2 separate regions of the Homo sapiens genome follow, and region 1 is linked to region 2. A link is an interaction called in ENCODE POLR2A ChIA-PET data of the cell type or tissue named here. Cell type or tissue: IMR-90. All regions are shown on one strand. Each heading gives the region's core, and the rest is flanking DNA. Links, peaks and the distances in the headings are about the cores only.

Region 1 (8,963 bases), core at 1-8,000, 250 kb before region 2:
TTGTATCAAAGGGAAGGGTCCTGGCAGAATGGGAGGTCAGCCACCCTCCTCCCTCTCTACCCTTTTGTCGCACTGACTGGAGCCCCCGGGAAAGCAGGAGACAGGTTAAAAACAGAAGCGCGACCATTTCTTTATTAAATTATACAAAAAGGGAGGGGAGGGGGGCAGCTGTGGGGCTCGGCCCCAACCCCGGCCCCACCCCGGCCTGGCGCTGTCTGAGAAGAGGGGATCTGAGGGAGATCCAGGGATCAGGCAGGATAGGGATGGGGCAGGACATGAGGCTGGGGGATGCAGAGGTTAGGTGGGAGAGGCTACCGGAGGAAGAATGAGGCTGGTAGGGGAGGGAGAAAGAGAGCAAAGAGAGAGAGGAGCAATTGGGGGCCAGCTGGAGAGCTCAGATGGAGCAGGTCAGGAGGTGGAACAATGGCAGAGTGAGGGTGGAGGGCGCAGTGTCTGGAGAGGCGGAAATGAGAAGGCTGGGGAGAAAGAAGAGGGTGGCAGCTCTGGTGCAGGGCCCAGAGCAGGGAGCCAGGTGAAGAGTGGCTGGACTTGGCTGCCCCCACCCCCACCTCCAGGCCCAGAGAGGCCTCCCAACCCCAGCCTGTTGGCAGGGGCTCACGCCGATGCCCCATTTTCTGTCTTCTGCCGTTTGGGATCCGCTTCATCCTGTGGAGAGGGAGAGAATGGGGGAGCTGTAAAATGGGAGGGGAGACCTCCCCCTGTCCCGGTCCTGTTCCAGCCCCCACCCCTGCCACACAGGGATCTGGGTCCAAATCCAAAGGGCGCCCAGCCCGGCTGCATCCCTGACAGCCCCTCAGGCCCAGCAACCCAGCCCAAACCTCCTCTTCGGCAGCTCTCTTCAGCGCGGGCCCTTCATCATCCTCTTCTTCTTCTTCCTCATCTGAGGAGCCAGAAATGGGTCATTGGGGAAGGGCAGGAAGCTCTGGCAGAGCCCCCGTGGTCGCCCTCAGCCCTGCTTCAGGTCTTCAAACCCACCCTGACTCTGCTCTCCTTTGAGCCCAGACTTTGCCAGCCCAGCCTCCCCTGCCCCTCCCCACCTTCTTCTTCCCCTTCATCTTCCTCCTCTCCATCCTCGGCAGTTTCTTCTTCTTCCTCCTCAGCCCCGTTCTCCTCCTCCTGTGGGGACCAGGAGAGGGAGTAGCCTCAGGCTGGCTGCATGCCTTGCCCACCATCACCACCAATGGGACTGGAGCCTGGGTGATAAAAGGGCTTGGGATGGGCCACAGGGTGGGGCAGCAAGGGTGACAGGGCTCAGGGGAACGGCAGGACCCAGCACCCTCGGAAGGAAAGCAGAGGAAGGATGAGATGATTGGGAGGGAAGATGGTAGGGCAGATGTGGTCCTCTCCCCCACCCCTCCACACCTCCACCACTTCTTTCTTTCGCTCTTTCCGGCTTGCCTTCTCCTCCACCTTCTCCTTCTTCTCCTTCAGGTCCTGCAAAGGAGAAAGAGGTCACCTTTCTCACCACAAATGGCTTGCAGCCCCTAAGTCCCTGCAGCCCCAGTTCTCCCTCTGTAGTGAGCTTAGAGGTGTGTGAACTGAATAAGGTGGCCACAGCTTAGAGACAGAATAGGGGCCCTAGGGTCCTTACATTAGGGCCATGAAGGGGTTGAGACCAAACACCTCCTTCCCCAAGACCCAAGGTGAGGTGGGAAAGGGATGAAGAAGCAGGAGCGGGCAACCAGGGTAATGATCCCCACCCCCATCAAGTTCTCCCAAACCTCACTGGCTGAAGAGTTCAGCTCAGCAAAGCAAATCCTCTCCATCTGCTTGCAGCCTCAGTGCCCCGCCCCCTCCTGTGTCCCTCCGCCTCCCTTGCCTGCCCCGCCACTGCCCGCCCAGCTCTGCCTTTTGTCTACCTCTGGGGCCTTTTCCTGAGGACTCTCTCTCCTGGGCATCCCTCCCAGCTTCCCCTTCAGCTTCTAAGGTCTTTGTTTCTCTCCATCTGTGTCTCCCTAATCCTCAGGCCCCTACTTGGCCAAACACTACACCTTAGCACATTCCCAGCACCCCTCCCACTTTCTGCCCTCCCCGCCCCAAAACAGTTCAAGTAGTTTCCTCTATCCCTGCCTCCCATGGTGTATGCATGGGTGTAGTGGAAGTAGCCATTTACGGTGGAAATGTAGGTGAAGTAGAAGAGAAAACAAGGAGGGGAAGAGTAGCAGGCGTGGGAAACAAGGAGAGAGCAACAAACAAGGTCTGTGACTGGGGTGGGATAGGAATGGAGAAGAGGGAGGGACCAGTCTAGGAGACCCTCCCACCAGCCAGCCCCTCTCCTTCACCCCAAGATCCTAGCAGGCATAGGTTGACGTCCTGTGCTGATATGGCACATCTGAGTCCCTTCTGGACACTACACTAGCCTCCCAATTCAGATTCCAGTGCTCTCCCCACCCACTCCTTGGCAGGCACAGTGTAACACGGTAGGTGTCCTTGTGTGATCTGATCTGGTGTTGGTGTGCCACGCTGTGTATCTGATTCCATGTGAATGGAAGTCTCCTGTGTGAGATCACCCTGGGCGGGGGGGTCCTTTCTGGAACAGGATAGGGGATAGGAGAGGAGCCTGGTGCAGAACGGCTGCCCTGGGGGGCACTCAATTCCCTTCTCCCTTTAAGGGTAGCTCAGAACTCTTCACTCTCACTCCAGAGAGGGTGCCCTTCCACCCCACCGTGAGGTCTTCATTTCTGTGCCACAAGGTCAGTATGGCATTTCCACTACCTAGGGGGCTCTTCCCTACGTCCTGGGCCAGGAGAGCAAAGAGCTGGTCAGCTTCTCTCTGGGGGCCCCAGCACCAAAAGTCTGTATGGCCCTGGCCTGACTTTCCCATCTGGGCTGATGCAGGGAGGGAGAATACCAGAGACCAAAGTTCAAGGGGCCGGGCCCTCTCCTCCCCTGTTCTGTCCTTCTGGTCACTGTCCTTCCATGATCCCTTTTCCAGGAGAATATGTGACCTGGGCCCTAGGTCTTCTGCTAAGCAGCCCTCTGGCCTCATTTACTCAACACAGGCACACACACCGACACCGGCCGACAGCCATGCACAGACACAGTTAGAGAGGAGCACCCACGCGATGGGAGACACATGGCCCAGCGTTGGGCCATTCTGGTCCACACTCTTGAGACAGCACGGGAGCACAGCGGAGCCACTCAGCACTCACAAAGCGACAACATGGCTCCAGAACATCTACGTCTCCACATGCACACATGTAACTGACACGGGCAGTCCCACACACTCGCTGGATTTCAGACATACAAAGACACCTACTCAGTGAAGTCACATGCCACCGCACAGCCCGCCGGAGGGCCACACGGGCGCACCTTGGCAGATCGCACACAGCCCCTCTCCCACCGCCGTTAATCCCATTGGCTCCCCCCGTTTCACTCCGCGGGCCTCCGGGAGACCTGTGTGACGGCCCCTCAGCAACCACCGCGCCCCCCCCCCCCGCCATACACATACACACACAAGATAGGGCTCCCAGCCCCCAAACCCCGGCCGCGTTAATTTCCCAAAGCGACACTCCGCAGGTTCCCTGGGGAAATTAGAGGAAGGCTGGAAGAGAGGCAAGGGCGAACGGATGGGGCCGGGGAAGGGAGCTGATGAGGGCGAGGACAGCTCGACGCAATGCCATGCAATGCCCAGCCTCGGCTTTTTCGAAGGCTAGTCCTGCCCCGCTTCTAATTTTTAGGAATTCGAGATTCTTTCAGTGTGTATGCGGGAAGGGGACGATGAAGAGAAAAGAAAGCTGAAAGCCAGCTGAGGGGAGGGAACGAGAAAACAGAGGCGGCCGCCGTCCGGGGAGAGAAGCGAGCGACGGTCGGGCCGCGGGGAGGGGCCCGGAGGAGCAGCCTCCAGGGAGAGTCCTGTTTACACTTGAGGATCTCAAACCGCTTAGCGAGGAAAGGTGAGGTCAGGTTGCAAGCAAAGACGCGGCAGCGGGGCGCAGGGAGGGGGCGCGGCAAAGTGAGACTCGGGGCGTTCGGACGGGAAGCCGGACGGGATCCGGTCAGCGAGGTGGGGCCGAAGAGGGGTGGGGACGGCTGCGGGGGACGGCGCGACCGGAGCGGCGAGGCCGGGCGCCGTGGTGCGCGCAGGGCAGCTAGAGGGCGCTGGCGCTAGCCGCGCGGAGCCGGGAAAGGAGCTCCGGGCCGGGGAGCGGTGGGAGGGCGCAGTGGGGTCCGCCAGGACCCGGGCGCAAGGGCCGCGCGGGGCCGTCGGGGGCGGCCTGGGGCGAAGGACCGCGCCGGGCCCCAGGGCTGCGCGAGGTCCGGGCCGCCGCCGCCCCCGCCCGTACCTTGGCGCTCAACTCGGCCGCTGCCTCCACGCTTTTCTCCGACATGGTGCCGGGGCCGGGGCCGGGGCTGGCGGGGAGCCGGGGTCCCGGGGCCGAGACGGAGGGGCCCTGGACGGCGGAGGGTGGCCGCGGCCGGAACCTGGCGCGGTGGCGGCGGCGGCGGCGACAGCGGCAGCGGCGGCCGCTCGGCAAGCTGGGTCTCTGGAAGAGGCGGCAGAGGCGCGCGGGGTGGGGCGGGGGTGGGTCTGGAGCGGAGACCCGCAGGGCTGCGGCCGTCCGGAGGGCGGGCGGAAGGGCGGTGCAGGCGGTGGCCGGCGCGCTCGGCCGCGGTAGCTCGATCCCGGGCTCGCCGCCCCCGCACCAGCAGAGCTGCCGCCGACCAGCCGCTGCCGCCCCCGGGAAGGGAACCCGCTTATAAGGCGGCGCTGCCCGACGGGAGGGGCTTCCCAGGGGTGGGGCAGGCGGGAGCGGGGAGGAGAGGAGAGGGGAGGGGGATGAAAGAGGAGGTTGGAGAGGTGGGGATAGGAGGATGAAAGCGAGGGGAGGGAGAGCTAGGGAGTCGGGAGGGAGGACGAGACCAGGAGGGGGAAATGGAGAGACTGACGGCCGCGGAGAAAGAGTGGGGCGAGGAGGTGGGAAGGGGTGGGGTTCCTGCGGGGAGGCACCTTTCCAAATCCCAACCTACTGCCTGCGAATGTGGAGTCTGGCTTTTGGGGGCGGACTGGAGAGGTGGCCAGAATCCTACTGACCCCAAAAAAAGCCCTGGGATTTTGCCAAGGGGTGGGGTGAGGGGAGCAGATGGGAAGATAGGGCAGGTATTTGAGAAACCAAAAGCTTAAAGAAGAGGAAGAGGGTTCGGGCGCTCCTTCCACACCACGCCGGATTTCCCCCTCTCATCCTCCATCCACATTCTCTGGATGGCCTTGAGGAGGGATGGGAGGGCAGAAAGGGCGGCCCAGCCTTCTGTCCCGCCAGATTGACACTTGTGACCCTTGCCGGGTGCCTCCCTTCCTGGCCCCGTGCTGTGAGCCGGGGGGAGTCAGGCCCCCTGGTCTCCTTTGCTGTCTTCCAGCTCTCTTCCATCTTCTACCTCTCTTATTCGCCCGTCTCACCTCACTTTTATTCGCCTGGTCCTTCTATTTCTCTTCATCCGTCCTCAGTCATCTGTACCTAGACCCCTCCTTCACAACCAATTATAACTCGAATCGCTCCCATTCTTCTCTCACCTCTTCTCCACTCCTCACTGACTCTCTTCTGCCCTTCCACCTCTGGTCTCTTTCCCTATCTTTCCCAGACAACCCTGCTCTTGTCTTATCTGAGTCAGGCACCTGGCCCTCTATTCTTGGCTGGCTTTCCTCAACTCCTCTTTCTGTCCTCATTTTTTACATTTTCCATCCTTCAGCTTTTCTCATTCCTCTGCTGCCATCTTCCCTAGCCTTTCTGGGTTATATTTGCCTCCTTTGCAAATATAATACAGGTCCAGGTCTGGAGTTCCAGCCCCACCCTATTCCACACATCCTCAGCTCCTCGCCCTCAATCTCGGTATCTTTGAGTCATTTTGAAAAGCTTGGGATTTCAGAAGGGAACAGGGGCTGGGTTGTGTATTAAAGGTCAGGAAGGTGGACAGAGTGGAAGGCTGGGGTTTGGAAAAAGACCTTTGGTGTGCGTGCACTCCCATATTTGTCTGTCATTATCATTATTCCTCATCTTATTATTTTCATTTTATTAATAAAAAACTACGTTGATGATCATTATCATTATTTTGTGTTTGAGTGCTTAAATACACCATCTTTTGGTCCCTTGATGTACACGCCTCCCAGTTTCTCTTTCTGACTTTTCTATCAATATTTCAGTCTCAGTCTCCTCAAAAATCTTGGGGCCCCACCCAGGATTTTTCCTTGCCGGACTCTGTCCATCTTTTCTGAGATCTTTCCATGTCCCTCTCTCAATCTGTTTCTCTGACTCACTGGCTGATGTCTTCAGCCGTCTCTCACCGTCTCCATCTCTGTACTCCTCTTGCTTCATTTATCTCCCTCTCCTCGATCCTTTGCTACTCCCCCCCCCGCCCAACCAACAACCCAGTCTCCCAGTCTCGCTCCCTCCCCATCAGGCTCTTTCCTCTCCCTCCCGCCTTCCTTTCCTCTTCCCTCCACTCCACCTCCCAGCCCCGCCTGCTGTCTCGGACACCCTGCTGGGCTCTTACCCTGTTGCCCTGGTAACCGCCCCCCACTCCGGTCACCTCCACTCCTCTCCCCCCTCCAATCACCGCCACCAACAACCTCCATCCACCTTCCTCCTATTTTTCCTGATAGCCAATAGAAACCCTGTTGCCAGGTGGAATGCTCATTTGAATCAGCCAATCCAGAAGCCTAACTGCTTGCCCTGCCTTATATGGGGATGTGAGGAGGGCCACTCCCCCAACTCCAGCCCCACAGGGGACCAGCCCCTCCAGTGTCCCTTCTCCCCGCCCTAAAGAGAGGCTGGGACACTCCCTCTCACCCTTCCATAAGGGACCTGGCCTCCCACTTCTCTAACTGGGACCACCAGGGTTAGCGTGGGCTGTGGGCCGGACTGTGGGCTGGGCCTCAGGGCTGGGGGTGGGAATGAGGTGTGATTAGGGAAGGGGAGGCGGAGGGAGCCGGGAATTTTGCCCAGGGAGGGGTGTCTGGGAGCAGAGGCAGCTGCAGTGGAAAATTCCAGAGAGATGGAGAGGCAGAGAATGGGAATCCTGCCCCAAAGCCCAAGGGAGTGCCTTGAGAATCTAAGAGCTTGAACACTAGGGTCCGAGGGACCCCAGGGAAAAGATCTAGAAAGCTGGAGGCCTGGATCGAATTCCTTTCCTGGTGGATGAAGCATCCTTTAGCCATCTCTCTCTGGTTGGACAACAAACCAGTCTTCTGAAGTCTTGGCTTCATGAGAAAGAAGCTGGAAGTGAGACTTGGGATGAATGTGGAGTGAGTGGGATCTGAAAGCCACCCGACAGTCCTAGGGGTTAGCCTCAGAGCCTCTGGGGCCAACGGTGCTAAATGGCCTGTGTTTGCTTTTCTCTGTGGAACTATTTCTGAGGCTTTGTGGAGGCTTGCCTATTCCTAGAATTACCTTACTCTACAGTCCAATTGAGAATTTCTCCCACTAGTTGAATGGGGGAAGCATGTGCTTCTTACACATTTTCTGAAAGCGGGAAAAAGGTGACCAGGTGAGAACAAGGAAGGTCTGAGCCCCCTGGAAACGATGACTTCTGGCCTGACATCCTAGAAATTTACCTTGATACCATGTGTGGGAAGTGTTCAATTCTAGTTATTTCCATCTCATTCTTGGTGAATTCTTCCCCCTCTCCAGCTTCCTGGATTTTTTCAGTGTGCCTATTTCTCCTGTTGGTTAAGGGGTAAGGAAGGCCTAGTTATCATTCAAGGCCTTGGAAGACAGAGACCTGAAAGTTGGGGGGGCTATCTCCACTCCTCGTTTTACTTTATCCCCATTCCATTCCCAGTGACCTCATTTTCTATCCCCCATTTACCCCATTTTCCTTTGCTTTTTTTATTTTCAATCTAAAACTTTTCAAAACGAAAGTCAGTGGAGAGTTGAGAGGAGATGGAGTCCTAGAGGAAGACCTAAATTAGCCTAACTTCGATCATGTTTTTTTATTATTGTTGTCTTGAGACAGAGTCTCACTCTGTCACCCAGGCTGCAGTGCAGTGGCACAATCTCCACTCACTACAACCTCTGCCTCCTGGGTTCAAGCAACTCTCATGCCTCAGCCTCCCAAGCAGCTGGGATTACAGGCATGTGCCACCACACCTGGATAATTTTGTATTTTCAGTAGAGACGGGGTTTCACTATGTTGGCCAAGCTGGTGTCGAACTCTTGACCTCAGGTGATCTGCCCACCTCGGCCTCCCAAAGTGCTGGGAGTACGGGCATGAGTCATCGCACCTGGCCGGATCATGATTGAGTGTGTTACCTCCATGGGTGTTAAAAATAAGGAGAGATGATCTTCCAGGCAACATTAAGGCACATCCATCATGCGTCCCGTCTCCGTGGGTACTCCTTTTCTGCAGTGCCTCCCTGATTCCTCCTGACTTTGCAGACCCGTATCCCTTTTTCCCATATGTTGTTCTCAACACCCAATCGCCTTCCTTGGTCTTCCACCCATACTAATGTCTCCTGTGGCATAGTATCTAACACCACACCAGGGACAAACAAGAAAGCTCAATAAACCATCTATTTCCTAGCCCAGTGGCACCATTTTGGACTCAATCTCACAGCTCTCTCAACCTTCTTCAAGGAAGCTGGGAAAACACACCATGCTGCCAGGATACTGGCTTCCCTCCGTCTGACTTGAGATCTTCCCAGTAACTACTGGGAAGATGTCCTGGTTGGAAGTCTCTTTTATGTTTTGAACATCACAACCAAAGTTTTTGTGGTTTTCCTACTTTTCTCCATGAAATTTCTCCCCAGTAAAAAAAGAATGGGTTTCACCTTTGTACCTCTCCTTCAGATTCTTTTTTTTTTTTTTTGGGACAGGGTCTCACTCTGTCACCCAGGCTGGAGCACAGTAGCACGATCTTAGCTCGCTGCAACCTCTGCCTCCAGGGGCTCAAGTGATCCTCCCACCTCAGCCTCAGTAGCTAGGACTGGAGACGCCCCACCACACCTG
Region 2 (10,069 bases), core at 921-8,920:
TGGCTGAGGTTTAAGAATACTTGTTGGCAGCCGAGTGCGGTGGCTCACGCCTGTAATCATGGCACTTTGGGAGGCTGAGATGGGTGGATCACCTGAGGTCAGGAGTTCAAGACCAGCCTGGCCAATATGGTGAAACCCTGTCTCTACTAAAAATAAAAAAATTAGTGCGGTGTGGTGGTGCGCGCCTGTGGTCCCAGCTACTTGGGAGGCTGAGGCACGAGAATTGCTTGAACCTGGGAGGCAGAGGTTGCAGTGAGCCAAGATCGTGTCACTGTACTGCAGCCTGGGCAACAGAGTGAGTGAGACTCCATCTCAAAAAAAAAAAAAAAAAAAAAAAAAAAAAACTTGTTGACGGCTGTAAGGGCTTTTGTTGTTAAGTTCTAGAGTCACAAAAACACTAGGAGAAATCTTTTCTCTAAGATCAGGATTCATACTAGGTTTGAAGATTAAGGTAGTATTAAGCATGTTTGATATTATTAGTTCATGAAATTTAGAATTAGAAAGTCCTTAGAGATCATAAGATCTAATCAATTTCTTATTTTATAGATAATGAAACCGAGGCACAGAAAGTTAAGCAACTTATTCAAGATCATACAACTAGAACTTATTTATAGGTGCTCTTCTTCAATTGAAGGAGGACTCATGTTTGATTATAATACTGTTAACATTTAATTGTTTCAGTAGTTTTTTTAAACATTTATAAAGTAGAAACACATGCTTAATTGTGGACTAGGCCTATGGTCAGACCATTACTACATGAAAACATCTACCATCACCTGGTGGCAGCATATCTGTGTGCAGTTAATTTAAAAGACACATTATGTAAGTTTCTCAAAGGTTAACTCTAAACATAAACAGATCACGAAGAATATCCCATTCTTTTGCCTACTTGTAACTAGCTTTGGCAAGCAGTTGATAGATGCGTCCTTTCACATCTTCAGTTGTCTCTGTATTGGCAATTTGCTCAGGAATCTCCTCCTCTCCCTGGGGAAGCTGTAGAAGCTGCTGCAGGGTAGACTTCAACTCTGGCAGCATGGCTTCCCACTCCTCCTCTGGGTCCAGCACTGCAGCTAAATGAGAGTGTCACTTAGTCTCTTTCACTAGAGTTTCTGACTGCAAGGAGAAGCCTGTCTGGCATTAGGACTCCAAGGCAGTAACTACTTACAAGCTGCTGCAGTTCGCCTCTGGGCCCTCATCTCTTGTAATTTCTGGGTCTCCTTCTGCAGTGGTCCGGCAAGGTCAGCATCACTAAGCTATCAGGTAAAATGAATAGCAGGGTCAGTAAATGACATAATTTCATCCCTGTTTCCATTTAATTCCTTCTCTTTTGGTGGACCAAGTCTACTTACCTTGCAGGAGAAAGGATTATTGGCTAGAAAACTGGCCAGCAGCTGGATGGCATTTTTACATACTAGCACTGACTTGTCTGCCAGACGTCCCACAGCTAAAGCCACCACTGCCTGGAAACGTGTCAGGGGGAGAGCCTGTGTAGGGTAGGAAGAGAAGAATCTGCTCAAGTCCCACATCATCCATTTTGTTCAAGATGATCTTTAAGTATACTCTAAACTGAGCTACCCACTCACTCTAAAAACCCTTTCTACAGAATATAGATTAGGAGTACTCCTTGTAGTGGTAAGACACATTACAGTCCTTAAAGGGAGCCAGATATCCTCGTCCTTGGTAGAGGAAGACTTTTACTACTGATAATAAAAATGTGAATTCTAGACCTCTTTGGGGCAGATATTTATCTTCAACACTGGATTCCTCTTTACACTGGTATATGGAGAGGTACCATATGTTTTTGCCACATAGAAGTTGGTTACCTTCTGCTGGACAATTCGGGTGAAGAGCTGCAAAACACGGCTCCGCACAAAGGAGTTGACATCATGGCCATGGGCTTGTAAAGTATCCAAGAACTGGTCTCTGGTGTCTCGGGCTGCTGCTTCCAGTTGATCGCCACTGAGAACCTGCAGCACCATCTCCGCCATGGCTGCCAGCACAGCATTACGCATCATGTAATTCTAAGAGAGAGAAGCATAGAGGGGTCAAACCTTTAGTCAAGGCGAAGCTTGCTTGTGCTTGGCCATAACTTTTTCCATTAACTGCCTAGGTATTCACTCCCAAGGTCACAGGAGAAAGCTGAATCCCAAAGAGGACTTGTTGCTCAGAGAATGCTAGAACAAGGGCCAAAACCAATTTTTCCTCATAGGGCTCACACAGGAAAGCATGGTAGTAGCTGAATAAAAAAATCACATCCACTCACCAACACACATTTGAAAAGCATTTATTAACTACCCTTCAGCTGAGGTCTCAAAGCCTTTGTTATTGTGGTTGTTTGTTTGTTTTTGAGACGGAGTCTTGCTCTGTTGCCCAGGCTGGAGTGCTGTGGCGCCATCTCGGCTCACTGCAACCTCTGACTCCCGGGTTCAAGTGATTCTCCTGCCTCAGCCTCCCAAGCAGCTGGGATTACAGGTGCCCGCCACCACACCCAGCTAATTTTTGTATTTTTAGTAGAGACAGGATTTCACCATATTGGCCAGGCTGGTCTCAAACTCCTGACCTCGTGATCCACCCTCCTCGGCCTCCCAAAGTGCTGAGATTATAGGCGTGAGCCACCGCGCCCGTCTGTGTGGTTTTTTTTGGTTTTTTTTTTGAGACAGAGTCTCGTTTTGTCACCCAGGTTGGAGTGCAGTGGTGCGATCTCGGCTCACTGTAACCTCCATTTCCCAGGTTCAAGCAACCCTCCCACTTCAGCCTCCCGAGTAGCTAGGATTACAGGTGCGCGCCACCACACCCAGCTAATTTTTTTTTGTATTTTTAGTAGAGATGGGATTTCACCATGTTGGCCAGGCTAGTCTTAAACTCTTGACCTCAAGTGATCCACTCACCTCAGCCTCCCAAAGTGCTGGGATTACAGGCGTGAGCCACCACACCTGGCCTCAAAGTCTTTAATCCTTACTAATAAATATCCCCTCCTTTCCCTCCCACTCTCCTTCAGATGCTTTACTGACAGAAAATGAGACAGAAACATGGAAATCAGCCTTAAGAGTGCCAGCAAGTCCAATACATAATCTAGTGGAGAGCAGGGTTAAGGTTTTGCCAGGCTAAGAACCAGAGAATAGGGTCTTGCACAAAAAGTTAAAGTAAATGAGATGAACAAGTGGACTGTCTTTGTCCTTGACATTCACCTAGGAGTGCCCAACATCAGTATGGGAATCAGCCAGGTTAGCATTCAGGCATAAAAGAGAATTGAGAGAGATGACATGGGTTGATTTGAGAAAGTTCATTGTTTGAGGAAGCAAGGCAAGCCAGCTGGTGGGAAGACGCTTTATCCTGAGGAACAGATGGGACTCAGAATCAAAGCTGAAGGCTAAGCATGGTAGCGCCTGCAATCCCAGCACTTTGGGAGGCTGAGGCAGGAGGGTTGCTTGAGACCAGGAGTTTGAGACTAGCCTGGGCAATATGGCAAGACCCCACCTCTACAAAAACTAAAAAAATTAGCCAGGCATGGTAGTATGTGCCTGAAGTCCCAGCTACTTGGGAGGCTGAGGTGGGAGGATTGCTTGAGCCCAGGAGATCGAGGCTGCAATGAGCTATGATCATGCTCCAGCATGGGTGACAGAGCCAGATCCTACCTCCAAGAAAAAAAAAAAATCAAAGCTGAGTTGCTCTTACTAGACTTAAGCTGCAGAAATGTCATCTCCCTTACCAGAACTGGATAAAAGCAATGTGAATTGAAAGATTAACAGATTAATAAAGAGCTCCTTATTCAACAAACTTGACCTGCTTCTCTACAGAAAGGAAATGTCACAATGATAAATCTAGACAACTTGTCAAAGCTACTTTCTTGTTCTGTTAAGAAACAGCCTTTCAACACTGGACTTAAAATCCCCAGAAAAAGCTCAGTGACCCCTAGTGGACCACCTACTTCTCCATCCAGGTGATCTAGCAAAATGCACATGCTGGACATCAGGATAGCTGGGACACGTTCTGCTAGTTCTGTCAGGAATGCTGCAAAGCCCTTTGTCCCTGAAGGGTCTCGACTCAGCTCTTGGGGACACTTTTGTCCAATCTCTCTACACAGGGAAGAAAACACAGCCATAGCAACATAGATCAATTATTCAGTTCCCAGTAAGGGAAGGTAAGACAGGTATCTAATATCTGAAGGAATCTACTGTTGCACAGATAATGTATTTCCAATCTTTCTTTATTCCCTCCCCAAGGAAAATAAGCATGAGAAACTTCGAGAAGGAAGAGTCACCTTACAATCTCTCCCACTATGCTCTTCATTCCATAGTCAGTTGCCCATAGACTCACGGCTGCAACCAGTACAGGTGCCAGGTGTTCAAAGTGCTGCAGCATCTGGATGATCTTCACTGTAGCACCTGTGGAAGCATTAAACATGAGAAATTATGGGCAATACAAAAAAGGCGGGGCAAAGCGACTGGTAACTTACTGAGCATATGGTTATAACGGGTCAAGGCTACACCAAGCAGGTGTGTTATGGCTTCCCGAGTGGGGCGGTTCTTCTGGTGATTAATGGTGGGATTCTCCAGAAGGCGGTAGCAACAGCCAGTAACCAAACTGAGAAAGGAAGAGTTTGAGATGATGAAAGCAGCTGTCTGAATCCAATTGTATCAGAGCCCTGCCTCATTCATTCTATCCCTACTGCTCCCAAAGTCAGGGTTTTCTTTATTCTAGCCATTACTTTCTATAACAAGTTGCTTTGCTTTGCTGACCCCAGTTAGGTACTCCTTCCTTCAAGATTACCAACTTTCAACCAGTTGTGATGCTGACAAAGAACCTAAATATATCATAAAAATATGATAGAGTTGGCCGGGTGTGGTGGCTCATGCCTGTAATCCCAGCACTTTGGGAGGCCGAGGCAGGTGGATCACGAGGTCAGGCATTCAAGACCAGCTTGGCCAACATAGTGAAACCCTGTCTCTACTAAAAATACAAAAAATTAGCTGGGTGTGGTGGTGGGCGCCTGTAATCCCAGCTACTTGGGAGGCTGAGGCAGGAGAATCCCTTGAACCTGGGAGGTGGAGGTTGCAGTGAGCTGATATCATGCCACTGCACTCCAGGCCAGGCGACATTGCGAGACTCCATCACAAAAAAAAAAAAAAAAAAGACAAAGTCACCAATGACTTCTCATTCCTAAATATAACGACTGATTCAATCTGCATCTCAAGTGGTCTTTCACAGCTGCATGTGATACAGTTAATCACTCACTTTCTCCTTGAAATATATGCTTTATCTCGCTTCCAGGACACAAGAACAAGACTCCTTTCTCAGTTTCTTTGGCTAGTTCCTCCTCAGACTCTTTTTTTTGAGACAGGGTCTGCCTCTGTTGCCCAGGCTGGAGTGCAGTGGTGCAATCACGGCTCACTGCATCCTTGACCTCCTCATAGCTCAGGTGATGCTCCCACCTCAGCCTCCACCATGCCCAGCTAATTTTTCTATTTTTTGTAGAGACACAGTTTCACTATGTTGTCCAGGCTGATCTCAAACTCCTGGGCTCAAGTGATCCTCCTGCCTCAGCCTCCCAAAGTGCTAGGATTATAGGCGTGAGCCATGCACCCGGCATCCTCACTCTTAATGCTGGAGTGCCCTAGGGTACCAGTCCTTGGATTCCTGCTCTTTTAGCTACACTTACTGATTTGGTAATTTCATTCAGTCTCACGGCTCTGAATACTATTATATTCCCAAATGTGTTATCTCTAGCTCAGACCTCTCTCCTGAACTCCAGATCTATATATTCAACGTCCAAATCTGACTTTACGTGGCTAATAAACACCTCAAACTTTGTATGTCCAAAACAGAACATCTGATCTTCCTCCCAAAACACCTATTCACAGCCTTCTCCCTATCTCAGTTACCATTAACTCCAGTCTTCCAAATGCTCAGACCAAAACCCGGGAGAGTCATCCTTGACTGAACTCTCCCTCCCACCTCACACCCAGTCTGTTAGCAAATCCTGTAAGCTCTACCTTAAGGAAAAAGTATAGAATCCAACTACTTCTCCCCATCTCCACTGCCACGCCTTGGTCTAAGAGACCATCATCTCTTGCTTGAGTTATTGGAACAGCCTCTTAACTGGTCTCTTGCTTCCCCTTTCCCTCCATAGTCGATTTCAATACAACAGCTAGGATGGCCCTGTTGAAGTACAAGTCAGGTCACCTCACCTCCCTGCTTGTGGCTCCCCAGTGGCTCCACTTCATTCTGAGGAAATGCCAAAGTCACCATGATGGCCCACAAGAACCTGCGGTCTGGCTCCCCACTGCTCCCATGGCCTCACGGCCTAACCCTCGTACCTGCTCTCAGCTGTCAGCTCTCTGGCCTCCTTGCTATTGCTCGTACGTGCTGGACATGCTCCCTCCTCAAGGTCTTTGCATATGCTATTCCTTTTCCCTGCCCTTGCTATTCCTCCACATATTCTCATAGCTCTCAGTCACCTCCTCTGGGTCTTTGCTCAAATGTCACCATCTCAAAGAAGTCTTACTAGAGTAGCTTGTCTGTCTGTTTGTCTGTCTGTCTATCTATCTATCTATCTTTTTTTTTTTTTTTTTTTTTGGAGATGGAGTCTTGCTCTGTTGCCCAGGCTGGAGTGCAGTGGCGCGATCTCAGGTCACTGCAAGCTCCACCTCCCGGGTTCACGCCATTCTCCTGCCTCAGCCTCCTGAGTAGCTGGGACTAGAGGCGCCCGCCACCATGCCCGGCTAATTTTTTTTTGTATTTTTAGTAGAGACGGGGTTTCACCGTGGTCTCGATCTCCTGACCTCGTGATCCACCTGCCTCAGCCTCCCAAAGTGCTGGGATTACAGGCGTGAGCCACCGCGCCTGGCCCTATCTATTTTTTTTGAGACGGGATTTTGCTCTTGTCGCCCAGGATGGAGTGCAATGGTGCGATCTCAGCTCATTGCAACCTCCCTCTCCCAGGTTCAAGTGATGCTCCTGCCTCAGCCTCCCAAGTAGCTGGCATTACAGGCACACACCACCATGCACAGCTAATTTTCATATTTTTTTAGTAGAGACAAGGTTTCACCATGTTGGCCAGGCCGGTCTTGAACTCCTGACCTCAGGTGATCCACTCGCCTCGGCCTCCCAGAGTGCTGGGATTATAGGCGTGAGCCACCGCACCGGGCCTAGAGTAGCTGATTTAAAATCACAACCTTCTTCCATCAAACTTATTTTACTTATTTTAAAAATAGACTTCTGGCTGGGCGTGGTGGCTCACACCTGTAATCCCAGCACTTTGGGGGGCCAAAGCAGGGAGATCACCTGAGGTTAGGAGTTCAAGACCAGCCTGGCCAACATGGCAAAACCCGTCTCTATTAAAAATACAAAAATCAGCTTGTGGTGGCGGGCACCTGTAATCCCAGCTACTCGGGAGGCTGAGGCAGGAAAATTGCTTGAACCCAGGAGGTAGAGGCTGCAGTGAGCCGAGATTGAACCACTGCGCTCCAGCCTGGGCGACAAGAGTGAAGCTCTGTCCCCCCACAAAAAAAAAACAAAACCAAAAAAACGGCATATCTATCAACAGAGCCTCACTCTCACAGCTCAGTATTATCTGTAGCCATCCTCCCTACCCACCTGACAAATTCTTCTTCAATTATTGAGTGGTTCCACAGGTGACGGATGTCCAACTGAAGTAGCTGTGTTAAAAGCTGAAGAATTGGTTGCCTCTCTTCTTCCCAGTCAAAGCCATGGGCTGCCTTGGTCCGAGCTTTCTTACCCTAAAAAGGATCATGTATACATTGAGGAAAAAATAAGGGAAAAAAGTGGGTCAAGATCTGTCAGTCTGAGTGCCCAAACAATCTAGTACCAAGACAACATAGAAGGTAATACGGAAGAAATATTACAAGTTCCACAGCGCTACTTGTCCAGGAAGAAAACGTGTGACACTTTTGAGTTCTTTCTCCTAAATTCTCAATGAGGACAGAAAGGATTTGTGGATCATTGGATTCCCTTCTTTTCCATCTATTCCCCTATCTCCCCAGACCCCATATAACGTGAGCCCAAAACTCCAAATTACCTTCCCACCAAGGTCCAGGTCCACAAGGTTTGTCTGGCTGGCCATGGTCTCAAAGGATTCCAGGAGACGTATCAGAGCATAACAGTTCATTTTGAGGGCATTTAGATGGGCGTTTCTATCTGATCCACTCAAAGTTGTATCATCCAGGATAGCTGGAAGCTCCTGGGAGTGGCGGGATACCACTGTGAGGGGCAGAATCTTGGAGTCAGTTTCACTCACTTCTTTCATATACCCCAACTTCAAAACACCCAGCACTTGCAGCCATCAGATTACCAAAGATCTGTGTTTCATCTCTCAGTGGCCATAACACAAGCTAAGTCCTTTAGGACCCTTGGCCCTGATACCCTGAACATGCCCTGTTCCTACTCTCTCACTCCAGTTACCACAATTTCTCTCCAGCAACTGGAAGAATCACCCCTATTAAAAAGAGGTAGCTCAAAAGTAGGAAAAAGTTCTTGTTGGTCTGCCCTTACAGTGAACACACATAACTCTGTATCGCCCACCAAGATTACAGACCTTTAACAGGCCAAAGGTCCCTGGGCTTAGCCAAACCAACTGAATCACAACAGCCTTGATATCATCATGTGGCTGACAAAATGTAGGAAAAACAAACAAACAGACAAACAAACAAACGATAACAAACACCTTCCATCCCCTACCCCCTGACCCATAAACACCTTTTATCAGGAATTGCAGAGTATCTTCTTTGAGGCCAGGATCTATACTTCGAAAGTGACTATGAGGGAAAGAAAGTGTGGGGGTGAGACAGGAAGGAGCCTGCAGAGCCCCTTCTAACAGATCAGATCTAACCCGTGGAATCGAATGTTTAAAAATACACGTGAAATTGTTCAACTGAATAAATACGGTGGCAAGCTGGGTACATGCTCATCAGTAGAGATATCAATATCCAGAGGCATTTATCAGTGAACCTATAACTTGGAATTTCAGGACTAACATGCACAGTTAGGACAAACAGTCACCAGTTCTTTTTAAAGTACCAGTTGGGTGTTTCACTTACTGCAAAATGCTGTAGATAGTATCAAAGTGCTGCAGCATAGCCAGGGGCCCCTGAGCTCGAAAGGCAGCCTGAAAAGCTATGAAGATGGAAAAAACAAATCAATTTGGAGGGAAGAGAAACCTTTTCAGTAAATTCTATCCATGGCAGAAAACTAGGTTTATTGCTTTTATTGGTAGAATCACAAAAAAGAGACAAACAGTTCACTTCAATGTAACCTATAATGACGATGAGAGCCGGGCATGGTGGCTCACGCCTGTAATCCCAGCACTTTGGGAGGCTGAGACGGGTGGATTACCTGCGGTCAGAAGTTGAGACCAGCCTGGCCAACATCGTGAGACCCCATCTCTACTAAAAATACAAAAAATTGGCTGGGTGTGGTAGCAGGCGCCTGTAATCCCAGCTACTAGGGAGGCTGAGGCAGGAGAATTGCTTGAACCCAAGAGGTGGAGGTTGCAGTGAGCCAAGATCGTGCCATTGCACTCCAGCCTGGGCAACAAGAGCAAAACTCCGTCTCATCTCAAAAAAAAATAAAATAAAATAATGATGATGATATCTTATATTTGTGTTACAATTAAAGCCTTGTTTGAGCTTCACCACACCTGAGCAAAAGCAGACAGTACCACGCCTACTTTACACCTTAGAGTAGTTATATGACTTGTCCAACTTACAGTAGTTAGGAGGGAACACAAACTCAGGATCTTTTAAAAAAAAAAAAAAAGTTTATCCTATTTGTGTCCTTTTTCTGCTTCAGGATCCCACAATGCACTTAGTTGTCAGGTCTCCTTCCTCTCCTCCAGTCTTTATCTTTCATCATCTTGACACTTCTTTGAAGAGTACTTGTCACTTATTTTGTACAATGTCCCTCAATTTGGGTTGGCCTGTTTTCTCGCGATTATATTGAAGTTATGTATTTTCGTAAGATTACAGCAGAAGGGAGGGTTGGTCCTCAGGCATCGTATCAAGAGGTGCATGAAGTGAATGTCTTATTACTGCTGATGTTAACTTTGATCACT

The links. ChIA-PET counts read pairs that join two places held together with the same protein. Peaks named below come from ENCODE experiments on the same cell type or tissue, not always from the same donor. Only the 100,000 strongest peaks of a DNase experiment are listed, where the experiment ranks them.
Region 1: POLR2A ChIA-PET joins it to region 2 with 11 read pairs; 2 of 35 experiments call an interaction of 5 or more read pairs at or near these places.

Annotation. Positions count from the first base shown.
Region 1 is chr12:6,762,095-6,771,057 of GRCh38, reverse strand. PTMS (parathymosin) reads right to left here and starts at 4,695. Exons shown (of 5, transcript NM_002824.6): 1 at 4,308-4,695; 2 at 1,384-1,455; 3 at 1,059-1,137; 4 at 840-901; 5 at 106-666. The coding sequence starts at 4,352. The coding sequence ends at 616. RefSeq lists silencers at 3,891-4,390, 4,501-4,830. In IMR-90, for the core only: a CTCF peak has its summit at 4,110; DNase peaks (open chromatin) are centred at 4,087, 4,777 and 6,687; H3K4me3 peaks cover 4,063 bases; H3K27ac peaks cover 5,430 bases.
Region 2 is chr12:6,508,780-6,518,848 of GRCh38, reverse strand. It overlaps NCAPD2 (non-SMC condensin I complex subunit D2), which reads right to left. Exons shown (of 32, transcript NM_014865.4): 3 at 9,057-9,132; 4 at 8,716-8,774; 5 at 8,039-8,220; 6 at 7,597-7,739; 7 at 4,457-4,584; 8 at 4,262-4,385; 9 at 3,929-4,076; 10 at 1,824-2,021; 11 at 1,350-1,484; 12 at 1,166-1,253; 13 at 890-1,070. It also overlaps SCARNA10. Among named protein-coding and RNA genes, the nearest start is that of NCAPD2, 20 kb to the right of the region's middle. In IMR-90, for the core only: no CTCF peak of the experiment used is centred there; no DNase peak of the experiment used is centred there.